2 separate regions of the Homo sapiens genome follow, and region 2 is linked to region 1. Evidence: read pairs that join two places in POLR2A ChIA-PET (ENCODE). Cell type or tissue: GM12878. All regions are shown on one strand. Links, peaks and the distances in the headings refer to the core of each region. The heading gives the core; the rest is flanking DNA.

The links. ChIA-PET counts read pairs that join two places held together with the same protein. Peaks named below come from ENCODE experiments on the same cell type or tissue, not always from the same donor. Only the 100,000 strongest peaks of a DNase experiment are listed, where the experiment ranks them.
Region 2: POLR2A ChIA-PET joins it to region 1 with 7 read pairs; 2 of 35 experiments call an interaction of 5 or more read pairs at or near these places.

What each region holds. Positions count from the first base shown.
Region 1 is chr2:170,975,359-170,978,279 of GRCh38, reverse strand. No RefSeq gene overlaps it. Among named protein-coding and RNA genes, the nearest start is that of GORASP2, 48 kb to the right of the region's middle. RefSeq lists an enhancer at 239-795. In GM12878, for the core only: no CTCF peak of the experiment used is centred there; no DNase peak of the experiment used is centred there.
Region 2 is chr2:171,127,732-171,130,652 of GRCh38, reverse strand. The region is part of intron 1 of TLK1 (tousled like kinase 1); the gene reads left to right. It overlaps LOC124906092, which reads left to right. Exons shown (of 1, transcript XM_047446755.1): 1 at 1-2,921. Among named protein-coding and RNA genes, the nearest start is that of TLK1, 32 kb to the left of the region's middle. In GM12878, for the core only: no CTCF peak of the experiment used is centred there; no DNase peak of the experiment used is centred there; H3K27ac peaks cover 687 bases.

The DNA of each region.
Region 1 (2,921 bases), core at 247-2,746:
CTCTTAACTCTTAAAGTAAATAAATAATCTTTGCTGGCAGGGCTATGCGGAACCTCCTTGGGCACTCTCTAATTAGATGTCCTGGGTCCTCCCAATTCTTAGACCTTTAATACCTGTTTTTCTCCTTCTCTTATTCCGTTTAGTTTTTCAGTTCATACAAAACCGTATCCAGGCCATCACCAATAATTCTACACGACAAATGTTTCTTCTAACAACCCCACAATATCACCCCTTACCACAAAATCTTCCTTCAGCTTAATCTCTCCCACTCTAGGTTCCCACACCGCCCCTAATCCCGCTCGAAGCAGCCCTGAGATACATTGCCCATTATCTCTCCATGCCACCCCCCAAAAATTGTCACCGTCCCAACACTTTACCACTATTTCGTTTTATTTTTCTCATTAATATAAGAAGACAGGAATGTCAGGCCTCTGAGCCCAAGCTAAGCCATCATATCCCCTGTGACCTGCACGTACACATCCAGATGGCCGGTTCCTGCCTTAACTGATGACATTCCACCACAAAAGAAGTGAAAATGGCCTGTTCCTGCCTTAACTGATGACATTGTCTAGTGAAATTCCTTCTCCTGGCTCATCCTGGCTCAAAAGCTCCCCCACTGAGTACCTTGTGACCCCCCACTCCTGCCCGCCAGAGAACAACCCCCTTTTTCCCTTTACCTACCCAAATCCTATAAAATGGCCCCACCCCTATCTCCCTTCACGGACTCTCTTTTCGGACTCAGCCCACCTGCACCCAGGTGATTAAAGGCTTTATTGCTCACACAAAGCCTGTTTGGTGGTCTCTTCACACGGACGCGCATAAAAGAAACCTTTGAAGTGACCAAAGTAATGGCAGGGGAGAGTATTCGGTCAATTCATGGTGCAGTATCTTATCTTTTTTTTTTTTTGAGACGGAGTCTCACTCTGTGTCTCCCAGGCTGGAGTGCAGTGACACCATCTCAGCTCACTGCAACCTCCACCTCCCAGATTCAAGTGATCCTCCTGCCTCAGCTTCCCAAGTAGCTGGGATTACAGGTCGGCACCACCACGCCTGGCCAATTTTTTTGTATTTTTAGTAGAGATGAGGTTTTGCCATGTTGGTTGGCCCGGCCCATGGTGCAATATCTAATAAATTACATTTAACTTCCATGGGTCATGTCTGATACAGCTTTTTGAGATTTTAAAGTTATTTAATGAGCTATTTAATTTTCTTAACAGAAAAACAATTGTATTGGGGAATTTTGAAAAGTTTTTTGCTTAAACACTGGATCCAAGACCCACCTGGGGAAAAATATAAATAGTGTTCTCTGGTTCTGAGTGAAGTCTGTAAATGTAGTCAGGGTGCAAGACAGCTCTGTTCTTCCCCACACCCGCCTTTTTTTTTTTTTTTTTTTTTTGGAGATGGAGTTTCACTCTTGTTGCCCAGATTGGAGTGCAGTGGCGTGATCTCGGCTCACTGCAACGTCTGCCTCCCGGGTTCAAGAGATTCTCCTGTCTCAGCCTCCCGAGTTGCTGGGATTAAAGGCACATGCCACCACGCCCGGCTAATTTTTGTATTTTTAGTAGAGACGGGGTTTCATCATATTGGTCAGGCTCGTCTTGAACTCCTGACCTCAGGTGATCCGCCCACCTCGGCCTCCCAAAGTGCTGGGATTACAGGCGTGAGCCACCGCGTCCGGCCGACAGCTCTGTTCTTTAAGGATCAAATGATATATGTGTGTGTATGTATGTATGTATATATATTTTTTCTTTTTTTTTTTTGAGACAGGGTCTCACTCTGTCACCCAGGCTGGAGTTCAGTGGTGCAAGCACAGCTCACTGCAGCCTCAACTTCCTGGGCTCAAGCAATCCTCCCAGCTCAGCCTTCTAAGTACTACAGGCTCAAACCGCCACATCCAGCTGATTTTGTTCATTTTTTGTAGAGACGGAGATCTCACTATGTTGCTCAGGCTGGTCTCCAACCCCTGGGCTCAAGTGATTCTCCCAAAATGCTGTGATTACAGGCATAAGCCACCACACCCAGCCTAAATTTGTATCTTTTAAACAACTTCGTGGGTTTTTTAAAACAACTTTGTGGTTTTGGATGGCAAATTCAAGAATACAAAGCCTCGGACCTGGGTGTCAGAGGCAGAGTAGCCCTTGCCTTTCGGTCACACTGACCCATGCACAGCATACCTCCAGAGATAGCCCATGCCCCCCAGGGGGCGGTGGGAAATGGTTTGAAACCTCTTCCCCTCCCCACCCTGCTCCATTCTGTAACTTCCTCCCAGGAAGGCAGGCCCCTCCCCACTCAAATCCCTGTCCAGGGTCCAGGGTCCAGAGAAGGGAGTGGCCCAGGCAGAGAACCCCAGTGAGTGCCCACCACATGCCAGGCACTGACTGCCACCCCTTCGACTCTAACCTAGCACCCAGCACATGGAGCTACACTCATCGCCTGTGCCTTTGTGCGGCATATGGTGAGTGCCTGCTGGGAGCTAGGTGCTGGAGAGGACTTTAAGTCAGACTTTGTCCACGACACCAAGGCTTGAAGACAGGTATAACCCCTGAGGCCACCTCCCCTCCTCACAGGTCGCATTGTAGCACTTTCTCACCCTAGTTGTCCACTTTGCCTCTGCTGCTCTGCCAGTCTGCAGGGGCAGAAGGATGCCCGTGCCCAGGAAGAATGCTGAAGCCAGGTGCATGGCCCCTGCAGTGGTGGAAGCTCCCCCAGTAGCGAGCGGCCATTTGACTAGGCTGAATCGAGTTGACTTCACAACCGAGGTCTGATCACTGACTACACCATCTCCTTGTTGGGAAAAACAAACAAACAAAAAAACCCCCACAAACCACTGCTATTTTAAATTGTGATCAAAATGAAGATACTAAAAGCCCTGGGGGCTGGGTTCTGAGAATCCCCCACGAGTCCCCCGAGGACCTTGCACC
Region 2 (2,921 bases), core at 269-2,768, 150 kb before region 1:
TAGATTGGAATGCTAATATGTTCCTTCTGTTGCTTTCTCTTCTCACGTGATTTACTTTGCATGTATTTTTGGGCAAGTTGCTTATTTTTCTGGGACTTAGTAAGTAAACATCATTTAGGCTAATATGGTCCAGGAACCTGCCAAAACCTTACATGTATTATCTCATTTAACTCACCTTATGAATTAACGCTGTGTCCTGCCTGTGAACAACCCTGTGATGGACATAGTCATTACCAAGATTTTTTTTTTCCCCGAGATAGAGTTGCTCTGTTGCCCAGGCTAGAGTGCAGTGGTGCGATCTTGGCTTACTGCAGCCTCCGCCTCCTGGGTTCAAGCAATTCTCCTGCTTCAGCCTCCTGAGTAGCTGAGACTACAGGCACATGCCACCACGCCCAGCTAATTTTTGTATTTCTAGTAGAGAGGGGGTTTCACCATGTTGGCCAGGTTGGTCTTGAACCCCTGACCTTGTGATCTGCCCGCCTCAGCCTCCCAAAGTGCTGGGATTATAGGCATGATCCACTGTACCCAGCCGTTATTACCAAGATTTTATAATAATCGGGTCACTACGTGGCAAAGCTGGGATTTGAACTCAGGCAGTCTGGCCACAGAGCCCATGTTCTTAACCTTACAGCTGGCTGTATTGTTAAAATAAATGTCCACAGAAATCAATTTTAGGAATCTTACGAGGATATGGTAAAGATGATGTTGATGAAATAATAGGTTGAAATCACTGTATGAATATTTAGAATATTTAGAATTTTACCCATGTTATGTTATGTTATGTTATGTTATGTTATGTTATGTTATGTTATGTTATGTTATTTGGTAACCTATCTATATCCCAGGCTGGAGTGCGGTGGCAGCATTTCACAGCTTACTACCACAGCCTCTACTTCCTGGGCTCAAGTGATCTTCCCACCTCAGCCTGGGACTATAGGTGCGGACTACCATGCCTGGATAATTTTTTAAATTTTTTTGTAGAGATGGGGTCTCTTCAGGTTGCCCAGGCTGGTCTCGAACTCCTGGGCACAAAGGACCTGCCTGCCTTGGCCTTCAAAGTGCTGGGATTACAGATGTGAGACACCACTCCTGGCCCCTTGTTGATTTTCATTCATTGTTTTCAGTTGTGCTTTAATAGGTAGATCGTATTCAACTTGGACTTCTTACAAAAAGTACTTGCAGCCTCCTTTTTGGTCAGGGATCTACTTACCTGCTGTAAAGGGACTTTAAGAAAGAAAAACTGTTCTGTGGCCCTTCTTTCACCCTGTATTATTGGGATAGAAGAATAGGCCAAGAAGGAGTACTGTGGAGCAGTAAATCATCACTGTCCTTTTTAAGGTTCATAACAATTGGTTACCTCTCAGGAGTGGGATTTGGAGACAAGGAGGTATTGGGACTTTTTACTTTTATATTTTTGTATTTATTTCAAGAAGCACCTATTACTTAGTAATGAGGGAAAGGGATGAAACCAAAAAAGAGTCTTGAGTACTTAGGTTAGAGACAAGATACCAGTCTACTTTCTGGTAGTGAGGAGAGGGTAATTACCAGCTCAAGTTTTACCAGATTCCTGTTTTGGAGTTTTCTTAGAGAACATTCCTTCTTACTGCAGGATCAAGTACATGCTCTGTTTTTCTCTGTGTCTCTGACACGGACACGTGCACACACACATACACACACACACACACATACTCTTCCTCTGGACCCTTCTTTTGGGACAGAGATGCTTAGTTGAGTGGATATAAACTATAACAAAAGGCAGTATAACTTAACCTTTCAGTGTCTCAATTTCTTTATTTTTAAAATCAGGACTATATGTTAATACAGAAATGCAGTCTAGTATAAAATACATCTATATGTGAGTATGTGTATATACATTTGTATGTATGTGTATATATATATACATGTACATGTATATACACAATGTGAGAGATTGATTTTAAAAATAGCAGATTGTCACAAGTTTGAGGCTAGAGGAAGAGGAACTTGGTTAGTTGTGTTACTACTATATTAGCATAAAGAAATTAGGCACGGAAGTATATGTAATCCTATTATACTTAGCAGGAACTTCTAACCCCAGGAAGAAAGCTAGAAGGGGGCTTATTACATTATATATGCTAATATTTATTGAGCACTTATATTTTAGCATACATATATGTTCACATTTATTGAATGCTTTCTAAGTGACAGATTTAGTTCAAAACTATTCATAGAAACTTATTTTACTTTAACAACTCTATAAGGTATGTACTTTTATTATCTCCATTTTCTATATAAGGAAGCTAAAATAGAGAGAGATTAAAGAACTTGACCAAACTTTACACAACTTATCGACCTACGTATGTTTTTGATGAAAGAAAAATTAGTTGTCAGATTTTTTTATTAGTAAGAATAAAATTGAAATTTAAATTATTTTCATTTTTTAAGGTCATGGCAGTAGAGAGAAGCAGAAACCCTATGCTTTAGTAACTCTGATGCAAGCCATATCTCCTTATATGAATTATTTGGTCTCAGAGTATTTGAATTCTTTGCTGTAAGGGTTGCAACAAAAGTGTTTAAAAAGACCAATTATATTAAAAAGATTAGGTGAAGCATTACTCTGACTTGGAATGATTCTAGATTAGACCTGTCTTCTCTACCACAGGGTTATATAATTGAACATGTATACCTAGATTCAGGGACCTGACTTTCTATACTTACTGTTGTCAGACATTTGGGTGAAATCTTCGGAAAGTGTGTGTCTGTGTTTATGTGTGTATGTGCAGTACATATATATCTATATATGTAGATAGATGGATAGATAATATGACTCAGAAACAGATAAATAGTTTAGTGAAACTATTTAGTGAATAAAGTACAAAACAGACCGATGTTTATGGAATGTGATAACCAGAGAGGTATTTTAAATTAGTGGGAAAAGTTTG